Regions from separate parts of the Homo sapiens genome. Here region 2 is linked to region 1. A link is a loop called in an ENCODE intact Hi-C map of the cell type or tissue named here. Cell type or tissue: prostate gland. All regions are shown on one strand. Links, peaks and the distances in the headings refer to the core of each region. The heading gives the core; the rest is flanking DNA.

Evidence for each region. Hi-C counts contacts between places; a loop is a spot of excess contacts. Peaks named below come from ENCODE experiments on the same cell type or tissue, not always from the same donor. Only the 100,000 strongest peaks of a DNase experiment are listed, where the experiment ranks them.
Region 2: it touches region 1 in a loop (5-fold over the local background); 13 of 110 quality-filtered maps call a loop at or near these places.

The regions. Positions count from the first base shown.
Region 1 is chr3:32,909,171-32,919,609 of GRCh38, reverse strand. No RefSeq gene overlaps it. Among named protein-coding and RNA genes, the nearest start is that of CCR4, 37 kb to the left of the region's middle. In prostate gland, for the core only: no CTCF peak of the experiment used is centred there; a DNase peak (open chromatin) is centred at 5,409.
Region 2 is chr3:32,732,842-32,743,280 of GRCh38, reverse strand. It overlaps CNOT10 (CCR4-NOT transcription complex subunit 10), which reads right to left. Exons shown (of 19, transcript NM_015442.3): 11 at 9,737-9,858; 12 at 8,305-8,481; 13 at 5,791-5,871. It overlaps CNOT10-AS1 (CNOT10 antisense RNA 1), which reads left to right and starts at 5,824. Exons shown (of 2, transcript NR_046718.1): 1 at 5,824-5,882. In prostate gland, for the core only: no CTCF peak of the experiment used is centred there; no DNase peak of the experiment used is centred there.

The DNA of each region.
Region 1 (10,439 bases), core at 2,832-7,831:
CCCATCTCTACTAAAAATACAAATATTAGCTGGGCATGGTGGTGCATGCCTGTAATCCCAGCTACTCAGGAGGCTTAGGCAGGAGAATCGCTTGAACCTGGGAGGCGGAGGTTGCAGTGAGCCGAGATCACGACACTGCACTCCAGCCTGGGCGACAGAGCAAGACTCTGTCTCAAAAAAAAAAAAAAAGATTACCAAGATTAGGAAATTAGAGCTGGGCTAGGGAAACACTCCTGCCTCTTAATCTTTGCTGTACCTATTCAGGAGAAACATATGTAGCTATTTGATTTATGAGTCTATTTGTTGAACCATTCCTCAATTCTGGCTGCCAATCTCAGTGACTTTGTTCCAGAAATGAAGCTCCCAAATATTGTCCTGCTCCCCAGACTATAGCCCCATTGGTGAAAATGCAGTAGTTTGACCCTGGGTACCATCATTTTAAAATAACTATTGAAGACTGTTGGTGAGCAGCAGAGTCTCCATGAAACAGTGCCTAGAGTCCAAAGAAAAGTGGTCCCTTCCATGTTACTAGATACCAATATACTCCATTACCCAAGAGTTATTATTTTTCGGGGCACGATCTCGGCACAAGCCCCTCCTCCCTGGCCCCAAAGGGCTACCACCCAACATACATTCAAACCTCCAAATCCTGTCTCTGGAATAACCAATTTTCTCCAACCCTGACTTTCTACTTTTCAGTCAGCCTGGCTAAGATTCTTCTTCCTTTCTTTTTTTTTTCTTTTCTTTCTTTTTTTTTTTTTTTGAGACGGAGTTTTTCTCTTGTTGCCCAGGCTGGAGTGCAATGGTGGGATCTCGGCTCACTGCAACCTCTGCCTCCTGGCTTCAAGTGATTCTCCAACCTTGGGCTCCCCAGTACCTGGGATTACAGGCATGTGCCACCATGCCTGGCTAATTTGTGTTTTTAGTAGATATGGGGTTTCGCCATGTTGGTCAGCCTGGTCTCGAACTCCCAGCTCAGGTGATCTGCCCGCTTTGGCTTCCCAAATTGATGGGATTACAGGAGTGAGCCACTGCATCTGCCCGCTTCTTCCTTTCTTAAGGCAAGGGTCTGTCCTTTCCTTATTATACAAGTGGAAGCACAAAATATACAAATACAGATTTGCATATTTAAAGAATATATTTTTATTTTACCATGTAAATAACTTTGAAAATTGACAGTACATTCAGTATAAGGAATTTTAATACTGCCATTTTATACATAAGAGAGGCAATAAAGGAAAGACTATCACAGGAAATTTTACTACAGGAAAATAGTTACCCCAGACTTCAAGAAGCTGACATGAGGAACCACGACCAGGAAGGGAGCTGGAAAGAAATCTTACTCCTGCAACTTTGAGAATCCTTGAGTGGGATCTGTGGAAGTAGGAGGTGGCTGTAGCCACTAGCAGACAGACTGCAGAGGTGCGATGATCTGTTGCTGCCATCTTGCTTTTGGTCTAGGGTAAAAATGATAGCAACAGGAGACAGATAAATTTTTAGGCAGACAGAGATGGGTCCCTGGTGAAACCCAACCTTCAAGCCAAAGACAGTTTAAAGCCTGAAACCAAGGTACCAGTTCCAGATAGAGTCCATGACCAGAGTGAGAACTTGTATCCTCATCTTACCCTCTCTCTTGATTGGTTCCTCCTGGACGATTCCTTTTTATTTTTTTGAGACAGTTTCACTCTTGTTGCTCAGGCTAGAGTGCAATGGTGCGATCTCGGCTCACTGCAACCTCCACCTCCCAGGTTCAATCAATTCTCCTGCCTCAGCCTCCCAGGTAGCTGGGATTAGAGGCATGTGCCACCACGCCTGGCAATTTTGTATTTTTAGTAGAGATGGGGTTTCTCCATGTTGGTCAGGCTGGTCTCGAACTCCCAACCTCAGGTGATCCACCTGCCTTGGCCTCCCAAAGTACTGGGATTACAGGCATGAGCCACTGTGCCTGGCCTGGATGATGCCTTTTAACCAATCAAATGGTGCTTTTTCCAAGCCCACTCATGGACCAATCAGCATGCACTTTCCCATTCTAAGCCCATAAAAACCCCAGACTCAGCCTCAAAGACAGCAACCTGCTTTGAGGGTCCCCTCTTGCAGTTGAGAGTTTTCCTTCTGTTACTCAATAAAATTCTTCTCTGTCTTACTTTCTGGTGTCTGTGCACTTTATTACTCTTGGTCGAGAGACAAGAACCTGGAACTCACCAAGCTGCAAGTGGCAGAAATGAAACAGCTGTAGCACCCTGCTCACTGGACTATGAGAGAAAGAGAACTGTAACATGCTTCCAGTTGCCAAGCTACAGGGGTGAAGAGCTGCGACTTTTCTGGGGGCTCAGACCTCAGGACTCCCCTAGCAAGAGCTGTAACATCCCTTTGGGCTCCGCACTTGCTAGCATCTCTGAGTTTTCATGCACCACCACATTCCCCTCATCGAGACACTGCCGCTGTGAGTTCATCCCTCACCTTGGCCTCCTGCACCTGCAATAGAACCAGTCTTCCAACGTTTCACTCATCCCAGCCCCCTTATAAACAAAACAAAACCCCATAAAACAAAACCACCAAAATGAGCTCCAGGGCCCCTTCCCTTCTCTTAGAACCCGTTTGTCTTTGCAGGACTCTGGTCCCAAATGAACTGGGTTCCTCCTCACCCACACCTCCCCCATGTAATGAGCTCATCCCACTTCTTCCAGAATCTCTCCCAATCCAGAGCCATTTTTCCTTTGCAACCCCAACCCTGGGTCTGGAGAATTGGAGTCTTAGGCCTGGATTTTCTCTGCCTTTGCTTAGCTGTGGTAATTTATCTTGAAAGGTAATGAGAAATTTATATGAAAGTAACTTTTCATGCAAAAAATTAGCCAGGCATGGTGGCGGGCACCTGTAGTCCCAACTACTCGGGAGGCTGAGGCAGGAGAATGGCGTGAACCCGGGAGGCAGAGCTTGCAGTGAGCCGAGATTGCGCCACTGCACTCCAGCCTGGGCGACAGAGCAAGACTATGTCTCAAAAAAAAAAGAAAGTAACTTTTTCTTCTTCTTTTTTTTTTTTTTTTTTTTTTGAGACAGGGTCTTGCTCTGTCACCCAGGCTGGAGTGCAGTGGTGCAATCACAGGTCATTGCAGACTCCCTCCTCCCTCCTGGGCTCAAGTGATCCTCCCCACCCAGCCTCTCGAACGCTGGGACTACAAGGGTGTGCCACCATGACCAGCCAATTAAAAAAAATTTTTTTTTGTAGAGATGGGGTCTCATTATGTTGCCCAAGCTAGTATCAAACTCCTGGGTTCAAATTATCCCAGCCTCAGCCTCCCAACGTGCTGGGATTACAGGTGTGAGTTACGGCATCTGGCCTCTCCTTCTTTTCTTATGTCACTACTTCCTTAAAGTGTTTTTCTGGGAACACTTCCTGATAAAAACACTTTTAAGGCCGGGCGCGGTGGCTCACGCCTGTAATCCCAGCACTTTGGGAGGCCAAAAGGGGTGGATCACGAGGTCAGGAGTTCGAGACCAGCCTGGCCAACATGGTGAAACTCTGTCTCTACTAAAAATACAAGAAAATTATCTGGGCATGGTGGCGGGTGCCTGTAATCTCAGCTACTCAGGAGGCTGAGGCAGGAAAATCTCTTGACCCCAGGAGGCAGAGGTTGCAGTGAGCTGAGATGGCGCCATTGAACTCCAGCCTGGGCAATAAGAGCAAAACTCTGTCTCAAAAAATAAATAAATAAATACATAAAATTTAAAAATAAAATAAATAAATAAAAGCATAATTCGTTAAATTTGTATTGCTTACTAAATTACAAATATCTTACATAGATTTGTTCATTTATTCTTCAAATATGTATCGAGCGTTTATTCCATACTGGACACTGTTTTAGGCAATGTGAATACAGCAGTGAATGAGCTCAATGAGGAAGAGGTAAAAAACGATAAGCCAGGCGAGGTGGCTCACACCTGTAACCCCAGGTTACAGGGAGGCCGAGGTGTGTGGATCACTAGAGGTCAGGAGTTCAAGACCAGCCTGGCCAACATGGTGAAACCCTGTCTCTACTAAAAATAAAAAATTAGCCAGGCGTGGCAGCAAGTGTCTGTAATCCCAGCTACTCGGGAGGCTGAGGCAGGAGAATTGCTTGAACCCGGGAGGCAGAGGTTGCAGTGAGCAGAGATTGTACCACTGCACTCCAGCCTGGGCAGAGTGAGACTCTGTCTCAAAAAAAAAAAAAAAGATAAATCAATAAACAAGATAATTCAAGCTAGTGATAACTGCTAATAAAAATGAGAAAGAGGCCGGGCACAGTGGCTCATGCCTGTTATCCCTGCACTTTGGGAGGCCAAGGTGGGCGAATCACCTGAGGTCGGGAGTTTGAGACCAGCCTGACCAAAACGGAGAAAACCCGTCTTGACTAAAAATACAAAATTAGCTGGGCATGGTGGCACATGCCTATAATCCCAGCTACTCAGGAGGCTGAGGCAGGAGAATTGCTTGAACTGGGGAGGTGGAGGCTGGGGTGAGCCGAGATCCCGTCATTGTACTCCAGCCTGGGCAACAGAGTGAAACTCTGTCTCAAAAAAAAAAAAAAAAGAGAAAGAAAAAGAAATGTTCTCTGGGCGAGGTCACCCATGCCTGTAATCCCAGCACTTTGGGAGGCCAAGGCAGGCAGATCATGAGGTCAGGAGTTCGAGACCAGCCTGGCCAATACGGTGAAACCCCGTCTCTACTAAAAATACAAAAGCTAGCCAGGCATGGTGGCACATGCCTGTAGTTCTAGCTACTTGGGAGGCTGAAGCAGAAGAATTGCTTGAACCCAGGAGGCAGAGGTTGCAGTGAGCTGAGATCGTGCCACCGCACTCCAGCCGGGGTGATAGCGCAAGATTCTGTCTCAAAAAAAAAAAAAAAAAAGAAATGTTCAATAAGTATTTGAATATGTATTTGAATATCGAATGAACTAATGAATAAGTAAAGGAGCATTGCCAAAGCCTCTAGTCTGAGAGTGAAACAGTGGAGGAAGCCCTCCCTGGAAGGAATGAAGAGGTGGCAAAGGGAAGCCAGTGGTAGGAAGAGAGGAGATCGGTTCAGTTTGACAGCATGTTGAATTTGGTAGTGGCAGAAGTTTCCTGGAGAACTGACAAATATAAAAATGACCTTTTAGGTGCAAACACACATGCCTGTCTGGCACGATCAAGAATAAAAATACTTAAAGCAGAAAAGAACCCAGATGAGTAAGGAGTGGCTCTTCAAATACCAAGGGTGGTTAATTGGCCTGTTTCTCAACTGGGCAAATTGCCCCACTCACAAGAGGCACACACCGGGGTATTGCTCTGTCTCCAGCATGCGTTCTCATTCCTCAGAAGTGGACTTCTGCCTGCGTCTTGGCCTTGCTTTTGGAACAATGTCCTGGAGGGAGATGTTTTCAGGAGACATGTTGTGTGGAAGATGTAGCAATAATGGGTGGTGCTGGAATCACGACAGAGCTTGTCTCTCAGAGAATCTGCCAGAATTGGCTGGGAACCTTGACATGCTGGCACCTGCCCAGCCCTTCTTTGCATGAGGGACGTGGAACACTGTATTCTGGGTGGGTCCCTCACCCCTTCTCTTCTCATTCCCATCACAAACCTTAAAGTTGTGGGCACATTCCTAAACCGAGTTGCCAAACCTCAAAAGGAGATTGCTGAGTCCAGATTAGAGGCCGTGTTTCAGTCTCCACCCCACTCTACCCCATTCTCACTAAGTACTCATCCCAGTGCCAGCCCCACACAGATAACCAGTGCCTCATCTGGCAAAAGGTGGTCCATGCTGCTGTTGAAATCTCCCTGTACAATAGGTTCTCCCTCTGGCTAGGACATAGTGTAAAAAGTTAAAATTTTCAGATTAGTGCCAGTTAATTCAGTCCAAAGAAAATACTGTCTTTAGCCTTTTTTTTTTTTTTTTTTTTTGAGATGGAGTCTCACTCTGTCACCCAGGCTGGAGTCCAGTGGCGCCATCTAGGCTCACTGCAACCTCTGCCTTCCAGGTTCAAGCGATTCTCCTGCCTCAGCCTCCTGAGTAGCGGTGATTACAGGCACGTGCCACCACGCCTAGCTAATTTTTGTATTTTTAGTAGAGATGGGGTTTCGTCATGTTGGCCAGGCTGGTCTTGAACTCCTGCCTCGGCCTCCCAAAGGGCTGGGATTACAGGCATGAGCCACTGCGCCTGGCCTGTCTTTAGACTTCTGTAGCAAGAATAGCACTTACTACCAGAAACAGAAACTGGATCTTGTATATGAAAGCCATTTCTTTTTCTTTTTCTTTTCTTTTTTTTTTTTTTCCGAGACGGAGTTTTGCTCTTGTTGCCCAGGCTGGAGTGCAGTGGCGTGATCTCGGCTCACTGCAACCTCTACTTCCTGGGTTCAAGCAATTCTCCTGCCTCAGCCTCCCGAGTAGCTGGGATTACAGGCATTTGCCACCACGCCTGGCTAATTTTGTATTTTTAGTAGAGATGGGGTTTCTCCATGTTGGTCAGGCTGGTCTCAAACTCCTGACCTCAGGTGTTCCACCCGCCTCGGCCTCCCACAGTGCTAGGATTACAGGCATGAGCCACCGTGCCTGGCCTCATTTTTTTTAATTTAAAAATTGTTTTGGCCAGTCACGGTGGCTCACGCCTGTAATCACAGCACTTTGGGAGGCCGAGAGGTCAGGAGTTTGAGACCAGCCTGGCCAATATGGTGAAACCCGTCTCTACTAAAAGTACAAAAAGTAGATGGGCCTGTAGCCCCAGCTACTCGGGCAGCTGACACAGGAGAATTGCTTGAACCCGGGAGGCAGAGGTTGCAGTGAGCCAAGATCGCGCCACTGCACTCCAGACTGGGCACAGAGCAAGACTCCATCTCAAAAAAAAATTGTTTTTAAATTTTTTGTAAGCAAGGTCTCACTCTGTCACCCAGCTGGAGTACAGTAGCACTATCACAGCCCACTGTATCCTGGACTTCCTGGCACAGGCAATCTTCCCATCTCAGCCCCCTGAGTAGCTAGAACTAGAGGCTTGTTCCACCACACCCAGCTAATTTTTTCATTTTTTTGAAGAGATGGGGTCTTGCTATGTTACCCATGCTGGTCTCAAAATCCTGGCCTCAAGTGATGCTCCCGCCTCAGCCTCCCAAAGTGCTGAGATTACATGCATGAGCCACCACACCTTGCCTGAAACCCATTTTAAAACATATTGAGAATGCCTGACCATAAAAGTTGTCAAGATTGGCCTCCATCACTAAAATAAAAGTTGACAACTTTTGAGAAAAACACCAGGAAATTACTCCACCCAAGAAAACAAAGTTGTTTTTGAGTCACCTGTTTTAGCAGGCCTCAAGGGGTTGGTTCAGCAGAAAACACATTCACGTCACAAAACTCAACAGGCAAAAGCATGTGACTACCCAGCCAAACCATGTGTCTGTATGACTTTTGACTAAAAAGGTCTTATTCACATTTGTCAATATTGCAGAAAGTATCAGGTTCCAAACCCAGCCCAAACTCCACTCCATATGTCTTCTTCCTCCCTACAAAAGAGTTCCTTTCCCAACCTCCTCACTTCTTCCAGGACAGCCTTCATTCTGCCACTAGGCTAAGAATAGAGAATCAAGAATAAATATAAGCCATAACCCTGCTTTCAAAAAACAAAACTGCTGGAAATGTGGCTCATGCCTGTGATTTCAGCACTTTGGGAGGCTGAGGCAGGAGGGTTACTTGAGGCCAAAGTTCAAGACCAGCCTGGGCAACATAGCAAGACCCTGTATCTAGAAAAACTTAAAAAAGAGTGCTCACCTTGGCAGCACATATACAAAAATTAAAAAAAGAAATTATTTGGGCATAATGGCACATGCCTGTAGTCCCATCTACTTGGGAGGCTGAGGCGGGAGGATTGCTTGAGCTCAGGAGGCCGAGGCTGCAGTGAGCCATGATTGTGCCACTGCACTCCAGCCTGGGCAACCGAGTGAGACCCTGTGTCAAAAAAAAAAAAAAAAAGAAAAAGAAAAAAAGAAAAGAAAAGAAAAGAAAAAGGGCTGGGTGTGGTGGGTCACACTTGTAATCTCAGCACTTTGGGAGGCTGAGGTAGGAAAATTGCTTGAGGCCAAGAGTTTGAGACCAGCCTGGGCAATATAGCAAGACCCTGTCTCATTCTTTTTTAAGGTATAAAAATGTTAACAACAACAACAAAAAACCACAGTCTTGTTGAGAGAAAAAAGAAAGATCAACACTGGAAATGGTAAGTTAACTGAGAAGACAGTAATTTGTTTTAAATTGTCAGAAAGAGACTTAGCAAAATGGACTCTAGTGAACTTTTTTCCGATCTTCCATTACTGGAAAATCTAATGATCAGAATGTCCTAGATAATGCCCAAACTAACTTACCACTCTTCACAAATATGAAGATTTAGAAGGAATGAGCGAACACACCACAAATCATTTTGCAAGTAGGAACATGGCCCCAGCTTGTGTGTGAAACTGCTAGAGGTCAGCCACAAGTTCAGTCTCCAAATGGACCATCTGGCTTTGCTTATGTCTATGAATGCAGTTTACCTCCCACACCATCTAATATTCACCCTTCACCCTGAATGCAAGAAACATTTGTTATTGAGAGGGCACTAAGAAATCATGTCAAATCATATCAAATGATATCAAATCATATCAAATCAAATCATATCAAATGAAATAATGAGAAAATTAAGCCCACAGATTTATATGAAAAAGGACAATAGCATCAAAGGCAGAACTACTGAGGAGACTCCTCAGTGAGAGTGGTCCAGAAAAGAGCTCTGGGAAACAATATCCCAATGAACAGACAAAAATAAGCTTCAAGAAATAAATTTTATTAAACACTTTTTTTTTTTTAAGATGGAGTTTCGCTCTTGTTGCCCAGGCTGGAGTGCAATGGCGTGATCTTGGCTCACTGCAACCTCCACCTCCCAGGTTCAAGCTTCAGCCTCCCAATTAGCTGGGATTACAGGCATGCGCCACCACGCCCGGCCATATTAGCCACAGTCAATAGCCTATGCTCCTGGAATGGAGGGCAGGTGCTTGGTGCATGCAGAGTTCATGCTACCTGCACTGGATGTCCAGGGGCTCATGTAGACCTCTCTTTGTTTCTTTATCATGAACTTTAAATTTTTTTCTCTCCTTTCTTTTCCCCCTAGTGGAACAACTGACAATCTTCTTAGAACAACTAAAAAAGCTGAAAAAATACTGAAAACATCCCACTGAAGGCCTCAGTGAGTTAACTAACTACTGAAGAATTATTAGAACTTAGAAAAAACAGGAATCCAGAAGTTTAACTCAGCTCTTTGGGAGCTTTGTCAATTATTCAAGAGGTAGCCAAGAGGCTTTTTGCTCTTTTGACTACCTGTACGGCTAAAAGGACAAAAGTCAGAGTCCGGGGCCTCTAGAGGAAGGTATGCCTGGTAAACACCCTTAACTTTGAGTTTGCACTCTGAAGAGCTGCCCTGTAGCATTAAAGTAGACCAGGTCTCACGGATCTGAAGCCAGCTCCAAATCATCTCAAGCCCCAAAAACTGGTGATCCCCACTGTTAGTGCCCAAGGTGTCTGGTGAGACTTTCTGACTCTCTAGCCTAGTCTAGAGAAAGATGACACTATTTTATGATTCAAACAATGCCTCCAAACAGGTTTTGAAATACAATATCTAACACAAAGTGACCAAGCACACAAAGAAATAGGGCCGGCGCAGTGGCTCACACCTGTGATCCCAGCACTTTGGGAGGCCGAGGCGGGTGGATTACTTGAGGTCAGAAGTTCAAGACCAGCCTGGCTAACATGGAGAAACCTGGTCTCTACTAAAAATACAAAAATTAACCGGGCATGGTGGTGCACACCTGTAGTCCCAGCTACTTGGGAGGCTGAGGCACAAGAATGGCTTGAACCAAGTAGGCAGAGGTTGCAGTGAGCCAAGATTGCGCCTCTGGGGAACTCCAGCCTGAGTGACAGAGTGAAACTGTGTCTCAAAAAAAAAAAAAGTGACCATGCACACAAAGAAATAGGCAAGAAAGAACACTTCAGCATCACCAACAATAACAACAACAATTATCGGGCCGGGCACGATGGCTCAGGCCTGTAATCTCAGCACTTTGGGAGGCTGAGGCGGGCAGATCACGAGGTCAGAAGTTCGAGACCAGCCTGGCCAACATGGTGAAACCCCGTCTCTACTAAAAATACAAAAATTAGCCAGTCATGGTGGCACTACATGGTGCCTGTAGTCCCAACTACTCTGGAGGCTGAGGCAGAAGAATCGCTTGAACCCGCGAGGCAGACGTGCAGTGAGCCGAGAATGCACCAGCTTTGGCAACACAGCAAGACTCCGTCTCAAAAACAAACAAACAAACAAAGAAACAAACAAAAATTATCAAACACTTTTACATAACTACACCTAATACATTTAAAGAGATCAGAGACACAATTTAGAATTTCAGAGAAC
Region 2 (10,439 bases), core at 3,705-8,704, 180 kb after region 1:
GGTGGGTGGCTCATGCCTGTAATGCCAGCACTTTGGGAAGCTAAGGCGGATGGATCACCTGCGGTCAGGAGTTCGAGACTAGCCTGACCAACATGGTGAAACCCCACCTCTACTAAAAATATAAAAAATTAGCTGGGCATGGTGGCGTATGCCTGTAATTCCAGCTACTTGGGAGGCTGAGGCAGGAGAACTGCTTGAACTCAGGAGGCGGATGTTGCAGTGAGCCAAGACACACCATTGCACTCCAGCCTGGGGAACAAGGGCAAAAATCTATCTCAAAAAAAAAAAAAAAAAAAGATTAGTATTCATTCAAGTAAACTTGTAAAACTTAAATCAAGTTTGAAAAACTGTTTCAAATGTCTTCTTCATTAAGGATTCCCTTTAAATGTGTATAACCATATTCACTGCAGCATTATTTGTAACAGCAAAAGCTGAAAACATTATAAACAGCTCAATAAAAAGCAATGTTAGATAAATTAGATCATATCCACAAAATGCAACTCTAGGCACCCATGAGAAAGAGTGAAACAAAGGTTTGTGCTGATATGGGAACAAAGTAAGGTACAGAGCAGTTTACAGACTACAAAATTACTGGTAAAGGACAGATGCGGTGGCTCACGCCTATGATCTCAGCACTGTGGGAGGCTGAGGCGGGCAGATCACTTGAGCTCAGGAGTTTGAGACCGGCCTGACCAACATGGTGACACCCCATCTCTACCAAAAATACAAAAATTAGCCGGGTGTGGTGGCACATGCCTGTAATCTCAGCTACTCAGGAGGCTGAGGCATGAGAGTCGCTTGCACCTGGGAGGCGGAGGTTGCAGTGAGCTGAGTTCCTTCCATTGCACTCCAGCCTGGGCAACACAGCAAGACTGTCTCAGAACAACGGCAACAATGACAACACACCAAAACAAAACAAAAAGCTATACCACATGAAAAGAAGTTCATTAGAGAAATGCAAATAAAAATCACAATGAGATAGCACTACACATCTTACTTCCCTATTAGAATGAGTAAAGTAAAAAGTGCCTATAACAGGCCAGGTGCTGGGATGCCTGTAATCCCAGCACTTTGGGAGGCCGGGGTCGGTGGATCACGAGGTCAAGAGACTATCCTGGCCAACATGGTGAAACCCCGTCTCTACTAAAAATACAAAAATTAGCTGGACGTGGTGGTACACATCTGTAGTCCTAGCTACTCGGGAGGCTGAGGCAGGAGAACTGCTTGAACCCAGGAGGCGGAGGTTGCAGTGAGCCGAGGTCATGCCATTGCACTCCAGCCTGGCAAAAAAATAAAATAAAATAAAATAAAAAATAAAATAAAAACCTACAACACACACAAATATCAAAACAAGTATGTGATGAAAAAATAAATTTTTTTAAAAAAGAAAATAAGAAATATTGTGGTAAAGAAACTGGATCACTCATACATCACTGGTGGGAATGTAAAATGGTATAGTCACTCTGTTAAAAGAGTTTGGCAGTTTCTTTTCTTCTGTTTTTTTTTTTTTTTGAGACGGAGTCTCGCTCTGTCGCCCAGGCTGGGGGGCAGTGGCACGATTTCGGCTCACCACAACCTCTGCCTCCTGGGTTCAAACGATTCTCCTGCCTCAGCCTCCAGAGTAGCTGGGACTACAGGTGCACGCCACCATGCCTGGCTAATTTTTTGTATTTTTAGTATAGACAGGGTTTCACTATGTTGGCCAGGCTGGTCTTGAACTCCTGACCTCGTGATCCGCTCGCCTCGGCCGCCCTAAGTGCTGGGATTACAGACGTGAGCCACCACGCCTGGCCTTGGCAGTTTCTTAAAATATTAGACATGTAACTCCCCTACTATGCAGCACTGTTGGACGTTCATCCTGAGAGACAAAGATTTATGTGCACATAAATACCTGTGAATATTTCTAGCAGCTTTATTTGTAACAGCCCCAAACTGGAATGGAATAAAGCTAGATGTCCTACAAAAGGTGAATGATTAAACTGAGGTACAATCATACCATGGAATAATACTCACCAATAAAAAGGAACAACAATTGATTTACTCAGCAAACTTAAATGAATTTTCCAAGAATTATACTGAATGAAAAAAATCAATCCCAAAAGGTTACATGCTGTATGATTCCATTTATATAACATTTTTGAAAGACAAAATTATAGAAATTAAAAAGAGATTAGTCGTAACCAAGGGTTAAATAAGGGGCAGGAGCAGGAGTGGAAGTGGGTATGGCTATAAGAGGGCAATATGAGGGATCTTTCGTAGTAATAAAAATGTTCTGGGTTAGGCACGGTGGCTCACAACTATAATCCCAGTGCTTTGGGAGGCCAAGGTGGGAGGATTGCTTGAGGCCAGAAGTTTGAGATCAGCTTGGGCAGGACATCAAGACCCCACACCTACACAAATTTTTTTTTTTTTTTTTTTTAAGACGGAGTCTCGCTCTGTCGTCCAGGCTGGAGTGCAGTGGTGCGATCTCGGCTTATTGCAAGCTCCGTCTCCCAGGTTCACGCCATTCTCCTGGCTCAGCCTCCCGCGTAGCTGGGACTACAGGCGCCCGCCACCACGCCCGGCTAATTTTTTGTATTTTTAATAGAGACAGGGTTTCACCGTGTTAGCTAGGATGGTCTCGATCTCCTGACCTTGTGATCCACCCGCCTCGGCCTCCCAAAGTGCTGGGATTGCAGGCATGAGCCACCGCGCCCAGCCACAAAATTTTAAAAAAATTTTAAGAAATTGAATGTAATGAAAATATTGTAAAACAAAAAAAGTTCTGTATCTTTACTGTATCAATGTCAATATCTTGACTGTGATATTGTACTAAAGTTCTTTTTTTGTTTTGAGACAGAGTCTGTTGTCTAGGCAATAGCACGATCTTGGCTCACTGCAACCTCCCTCCGCCTCCCCGGTTGAAGCGATTCCCCTGCTTCAGCCTCTCGAATAGCTGGGACTACAGGCACACGCCACCACACTCAGCTAATTTTTGTATTTTTAGTAGAGATGGGGTTTCACCATATTGGTCAGGCTAGTCTTGAACTCCTGACCTCGTGATCCGCCCACCTCGGCCTCCCAAAGGGCTGGGATTACAGGCATGAGCCACCGCACCCAGCATGTACTAAAGTTCTGTAAGAAGTTGCCTTTGAGAAAACTGGGTAGAGGGTAGATGAGGTCTCTGTATTATTTTTTATTTTTAGAGACAGAGCCTCGATCTGTCATCCTTGCTGGAGTTTGATGGTACAATCACAGCTTACTGCAGCCATGACCTCCAGGGCTTAAAGTGATCCTCCCACCTCAGCCTGCCAGCTACCTGGAACCACAGGCATGCAACATCACGCCCAGATAATTTTTTTTCTTTTTTTCTTTCGAGACGGAGTTTCACTCTTGTTGCCCAGGCTGGAGTGCAACGGCGCGGTCTTGGCTTACTGCAACTTCTGCCTCCTGGGCTCAAGTGATTCTCCAGCCTCAGCCTCCCAAGTAGCTGGAATTACAGGCACCCGCCACCACACCTGGCCAACTTTTGTATTTTTAGGAGAGATGGGGTTTCACCATGTTGGCTAGGCTGATCTCGAACTCCTGACCTCAGCTGATCTGCCTGCCTCTGCAGCCCACCAATGTGCTGGGATCACAGGCATGAGCCACTGCACCTGGCCTAATTTTTTGATTTTTTTAGAGACAGGGTCTCACCATGTTGCCCAGGTATCTGTATTACTTTTTAGACTATTATGTGAATCTACAATCGTCTCTAAATGAAGTTTAATTTTGAAAAAAAAGACACTATGGAGTGAAATAAACAAATAAAACATAACTGTTTGTGGAAGGAAGTCACAGCAGGCTTAAAGGGAACTGTGTAGAAAAGGACCTTTATCTAAAAATCAGTGACCAGCATAAGAAGTTAAAAAAAGAGCAAAATAAACCAGAGTTAGTAGAAGAATAAAATAAAGAGCAGAAACGAAATAGAAAACAGAAAATGAAGTAGAAGTCTATTCTCTGAAAACATCAATCCAATATGTAAATTGCTAGCAGGATTGCTTAGGGAAGAAAGGAGAGAAAGCAAGAGATCCCACAAATATCACAAATGAAAACTGGCCGGGCGCAGTGGCTCATGCCTGTAATCCCAAAACTTTGGGAGGCTGAGGCGGGTGGATCACCTGAGGTCAGGAGTTCGAGACCAGCCTGGCTAACATGGTAAAACCCCGTCTCTACTAAAAACACAAAAATTTAGCCAGGCGTGCTAGCAGGCACCTGTAATCCCAGCTTCTTAGGAAGCTGAGGCAGGAGAATCGCCTGAAACTGGTAGGCAGAGGTTGCAGTGAGCCGAGATCATACCACTGCACTCCACCCTGGGACAGAGAGTAAAACTCCAACTCAAAAAAAAAAAAAAGAAAGAAAATAGAGGTATAACTGCAGATTCTACAGACATTAAAAAGGTAAAAAAAATATTATGAACAATGTTATGCCAATAAATTTGACAACTTAGAAAATTCCTTGAAAAATAAAACTTAACCAAACTGAGATAAGATGAAATACAGGCCGGATGCTGTGGCTCACGCCTGTAAACCCAGCACTTTGGGAGGCCGAGGTGGGTGGATCACGACGTCAGGAGATCGAGACCATCCTGGCTAACACGGTGAAACCCTGTCTCTACTAAAAATACAAAAAATTAGCCCTGTGTGGTGGCAGGCGCCTGTAGTCCCAGCTACTCGGGAGGTTGAGGCAGGAGAATGGTGTGAACCCAGGAGGCGGAGCTTGCAGTGAGCCGAGATCGCGCCACTGCACTCCAGCCTGGGAGACAGAGCGAGAATCCATCTCAAAAAAAAAAAAAAAGAAATATAAAATCTGAAAAAAGTGTTGTTGAACAAGTTGAATTCATTATCAAAAATCTTCCTGCAAAGAAAATCCTAGGCTAGATGGTTTCACTGGTGCATTCTATCAAATACTTAAGGAAGAAGTAATACCTGTCCTTTTTATTAGTTCAGGGCTACATGTGCAGGTTTGTTATATGGTAAACTTGTGTCATGGGGGTTTGTTGTACAGATTATTTTGTCACCCAGGTACTAAGCCTAGTACCCAATAGTTATTTTTTCTGATCCTCTACCACCCTCCACCCTCCAGGAGGCCTTAGCGCCCGTTGTTCCCCTCTTTGTGTCCATGAGTAATACCTATCTTACACAGACTCTTGCAGAAAACAGAGGAAGATGAAGCACTTCTCAACTCATTTATATGGTCAGCATAATCCTGAAACCAAATCTGACAAAATCATTTCTAGGAAAGAAAAGTATGGACCAATCTTCCTCACGGATATAGAAGCACTTATTCCCAACAAAGTATTAACAAATCAAATCTAAAAATTTATACAAAAGAAAATACATTCTGACCAAGTAGGGTTTATCACAAGATTGAAAGATTGGTTTAACATTTGATCAGTGTAATTCATCATATTAACAGTATCAACAAGATAAAAAAGAATGTGTTCTTTTTTTTTTTGAGACAGAGTTGCTCAGGCTAGAGTGCAGTGGCACACTCACTGCAACCTCCGCCTCCCGGGTTCAAGCAATTCTCCTGCCTCAGCCTCCCAAGTAACTGGGATTACAGGCGCCTGCCACCACGCCCGGTTAATTTTTGTATTTTTAGTACAGACAGGGTTTCACTATCTTGGCCAGGCTGGTCTCGAACTCCTGACCTAGTGATCCACCAGCCTCGGCCTCCCAAAGTGCTGGGATTAGAGGTATGAGCCACTGTGCCCAGCCATGAATATGTTCATTTCAATAGATGCAATGCTAATTTTGTTTAGATACTCACTTTAAGTTTTCTAATTCCTGTTTTCTCAATGGAGAAGAAGGTGGAGCTGGAATGAATTTATCTCCATCATGGCTTTTACTGCTAAAATAGAGGTAAGAGTCTTAATTATGAAGAGCAACAAATAAATAATTAAACGTAAAATTTTGTTTCCCTGTCCTTACTCCCAACTTTTTTTTTGAGACAGAGTTTTGCTCGTCGCTCAGGATGGAGTGCAATTGCACGATCTCAACTCACTGCAACCTCTGCCTCCCAGGTTTGAGTGATTCTCCCGCCTCAGCCTCCCAAGTAGCTGGGATTACAGGCGCACACCACCACGCCCAGCTAATTTTTTGTATTTTTAGTAGAAACGGGGTTTCACCATGTTAGCAAGGCTGGTCTCGAACTCCCGACCTCAGGTGATCCACCTGCCTTGGCCTCCCAAAGTGCTAGGATTTACAGAGGTGTCTCACCTCGCCCGGCCTCCCATGTAACTTTTTACAACAAAAGTGTAAAAGAGTTAAACAATGGAAATACTTAGTAATTTGGTAACACTAACATGTTAAAGCTATATTGTATATTAGTTTCTTCCCCCACTGCCCCCACCCCTCCAATACTGCTTTAAAAAATCTCTAACTGAAAACAGTATCTTTACTACAAAAGGGAAATAACTGAATATTTTCGCGCATTTCTCATTATTCTAATTACCCTGACCCCTCAACCCCTGCCTTTTCTTGAGACTGGGTTTTTGAGACTGTTGCCCAGGCTGGAGTGCAGTGTGGCATGATCATAGCTCACTGCAGCTTCAAACTCCTGGGCTCAGGCGATCCTCCTACACCAGCCTCCCAAGTAGCTGGTACTAATGGTGCCTGGCACCACACTCAACTAATTTTTTTATTTCTTGTAGAGATGGGGTCTCATTATGTTGGACAGGCTAGCTTCGAACTCCTAGCTTCAAGCAATCCTTCAGCCTTGGTCTCCCTTAGCACTGGGATTACAGGTGTGAGCCACCATGCCTGGCCCAAATTTTCTATAGTAAATATGTATTGATTGCTATTATAATCAAGAAAAAATGCTGGGATGGGAGATGTAAGTTTAACGATGCCATGTATAAAAAGCAGAATTTCCAGCTGGGTGTAGTGGCTCATGCCTGCAATCTCAGCACTCTGGGAGGCCGAGGAGGGAGGATCACTTGAGGTAAGGAGTTCAAGACCATCCTGGACAACATGGCAAAACCCTATCTCTACTAAAAATACAAAAATTAGCCGGGCATAGTGGCGCTGGGCCTATAATCCCAGCTATTTAGGGGGTTGAGGCAGGAGAATCGCTTGAGCCTGTGAGGTGGAGGTTGCAGTGAGTTGAGATCGTGCCACTGCTTTCCAGCCTGGGTGACAGAGGGAGACTCTGTCTCAAAAACAAACAAACAAACAAAAAACAAAACAAAAAGAAAACAAAAGAAAAGAAAGAAAGAAAAAAGCTGAATTCCCTATATATAATGGTATGTGTTTTGTCCTTACCAAAAGTTCTCCCAATTTCTATAGTCACATAATTTTTATTTACTTATTTTTAATTTTTTTGAAGAGATGGGGTCTTGCTATGCTGCCCAGACTAGACTTGAACTCTTGGCCTCCTCCAGCACCCTGCCTAGATTTGCATAATTTTGAATTTATACTAGAAAACCAGAAATATACAAAAATATTCTGGAGGTTAGTGATTATAGTATATTAAGAGGATAGACAGAGGATAATAAGAAATAAGCAGCTTTAGGAGTCAAGTGTTTATTTTAATAAATTTTCTGTTTTTTTGAGATGGAGTCTCATTCTGTCACCAGGCTGGATGGAGTGCAGTGGCATGATCGTGGCTCACTGCAACCTCTGCCTCCCGGGTTCAAGTAATTCTCTTGCCTCAGCTTTCCCAGTAGTGGGGATTATAGGTGCCCACCACCACGCCCAGCTAATTTTTGTATTTTTAGTAGAGACGGGGTTTCACCATGTTGGCCAGCTGGTCTTGAACTCCTAACCTCAAGTGATCTACCCATCTTGGCCTCCCAAAGTGCTGGGATTACAGGCGTGAGCCCCCACACCTGGCCAAATTTTTTTTAAAGCTGTCTGACAACAGGACTTCTTACAAATATCCCTCTTGTCAATGAAAAGCTGCTACTTTCTTTTTTGAGATGAAGTCTCACTCTGTCGCCAAAGCTGGAGTGCAGTGGCACAATCTCGGCTCGCTGCAACCTCTGCCTCCTGGGTTCAAGCAATTTTCTTGCCTCAGCCTTTTACAGGCAGGCATGAGCCACTGCGTCCGGCCAAAGCTGCTACTTTCTACTTTTCTTTTTCAAGGATCTCTCCTAACTTAGCCTTCACCTTATTTCTCTCTTCCAGAAAGACTCAGAAACATAAATACTTTCCTTTCTTGTTACGCAAAACAGAATTTCAGAAATTCAGGTTGAAGATTTTAGGAATTTACTTAAAGAACAAAGGGTTTACTAAAGAAGTCCTGAAAGGATTTTGCCAAAGGAGGTCACAAGGATTAGAATACCTGCAAGTTTCACTGCTTTCGCTGCTCTCTGTGTTCCCACCTAATTGATTACTATTTTTAGCCCCATTTTCCTGCTTTGGATCTTGCTGTTCTTCAGGTAGCAGCAACAAGGCATTTCTGAGACATATGGCTGCAAACTCCATACTGGCTACAGGAATGGCCGAAGACTGCCCATCACTTAAAAGAACAAAACCAAATTAGCTAAGTGGATAAAATATTTTAAAATAAGGCTCTTTTATTATGAGGAATAAAACCAATTGATTATAAATGAAAGCTATGCCTTTTGATAGGTAGAAATTTTAATATAAGCAGTTATAAAAGCATGCTAAAGAACCCAAATCCTAAGTATAGGTTGTAAATAGTATAAATAATGGATTGCAAGTATATAAATTACATACACTGTGTCTCTAGGAATGAGACCAAGGAGAAGAGATAATTTGATGTATATCACAATGTTAATGTTAACATACTAGAGAAACTGCAGACAAGGGCAACTGTAATGAGGGCAAGGAGAGGTATACTAAGAATGGGACGAAAGGGAAGAAAACAGATTTTCACGTTTGAGCCTTACTTTGGTTGATCCTTGCTTTCAAAAATGCCTCTATACACTTTGAAACACCAACATTACTTTTTGTCTTATAATTTCATTGACATTTTATACAACTTTCTGTTGGTTTGATATACCCAAAGAGAATCTTTACTAGAGAAAAATAAAATTTTGAAAAGTAGTAACAACTTTGAAATTGCTTTAAAACTTTGAAATGCTTTATCATAATAGTTTTAAAAAATATTCTTGCATTATAGTTTAACTAAATTAAGACTAAATTATTGTGTATCAGATATTTTTTAAACTGTGGAAAAACTTTTAAATGGTAGAGAACAATTTTCTTCTTTGACAAAAACAAATTAAGGCAGCTAATTATTTGCAAAGTTTGCCACTTTACAAATAATGGCAATTCCAAATTGTCAAATGAAGATTATACATGTGACAGCTTCTATACTGCTTTGGTTGCTTTATGTTTTAATACACCTTTTTTCTCTGAATAGTAAGAATTCCCTTTCATGTATTTTCAGTCCTAGGGACTATAAGAAAATACCCAAATGAAAAGTATCAATGATAACCAAAAGTACATAAAAAGGAAATACCAAGATGCCCTCTTCTGGACATTCTTAATAATGGCACTGAACAGACTAGGGTTTCCTAGGCCATCAATAATTGCAGCACCCATGGATGTAATAAACCAAAATCATGTTAGATAACATTCACTATGGACCTATACATGAGGGTCTGTTTGTTGAAATAGCAATAAAATCTAGTTACAAAGTGGTTCCTCCTATGCAATGATAAATCCTAATCATACTTTTATATATAAGTAACATTATGTAAACTAGTATTAAATATATATACACTTTTTCTTTGCAAAATACTTACTTATAAACAGTATTCTGTATAGACTGTGATGCCAAAACTATTTTACGATGATAGCCTTGACCAACAATAGACTGTACAATTCCTTTTTTGCTGGGAAGGCCTTTAGTTTCTTGTTCAGAAGTCTACAAAATACAAATAATTTCCAATAAATTTAAGGGAATTGTAAGATGTGGTATAAAAAATGAGGGAATATCTCTCACAATTACTCTAAATTTAAGAAAGTTCTTAAAGTCAATGAGGACTTTTTTTGGTGATAATGGAAACATGTTTGGTATTAGTGGAAAAAGTATATAAGGCTGAAAATCTGGGATATGTGCTACATTTTGTTTACATGAGATTGGAGAAAATTCTACGAACAAAATCCAATTCAATTATGTCCCAATAATTTATTTAGAATCATTTACTTAGAATATTCTAGACCTCCAGTACCATGCTACATGTTACAGGTACTTTGACATCAGAGTAAGGAAAATAAGAGAGCCCAAAATAGTGTAAAAGAAAAAGGAAGTCGCTCCACTTCCTAAACACAGATCATTTCCTTCTTAATTCAAAGTATTAATTACATTGTCAACAATATATAAACTTTAATAAGCTGTACGTGGTAAAAATTTACATGGACACAATACTTGCCTTCTAGGAAATTAAAATCCCCAAACCAAATGAATAAACATTAAACTGAAAATAATAAAAGCTACTTACACAT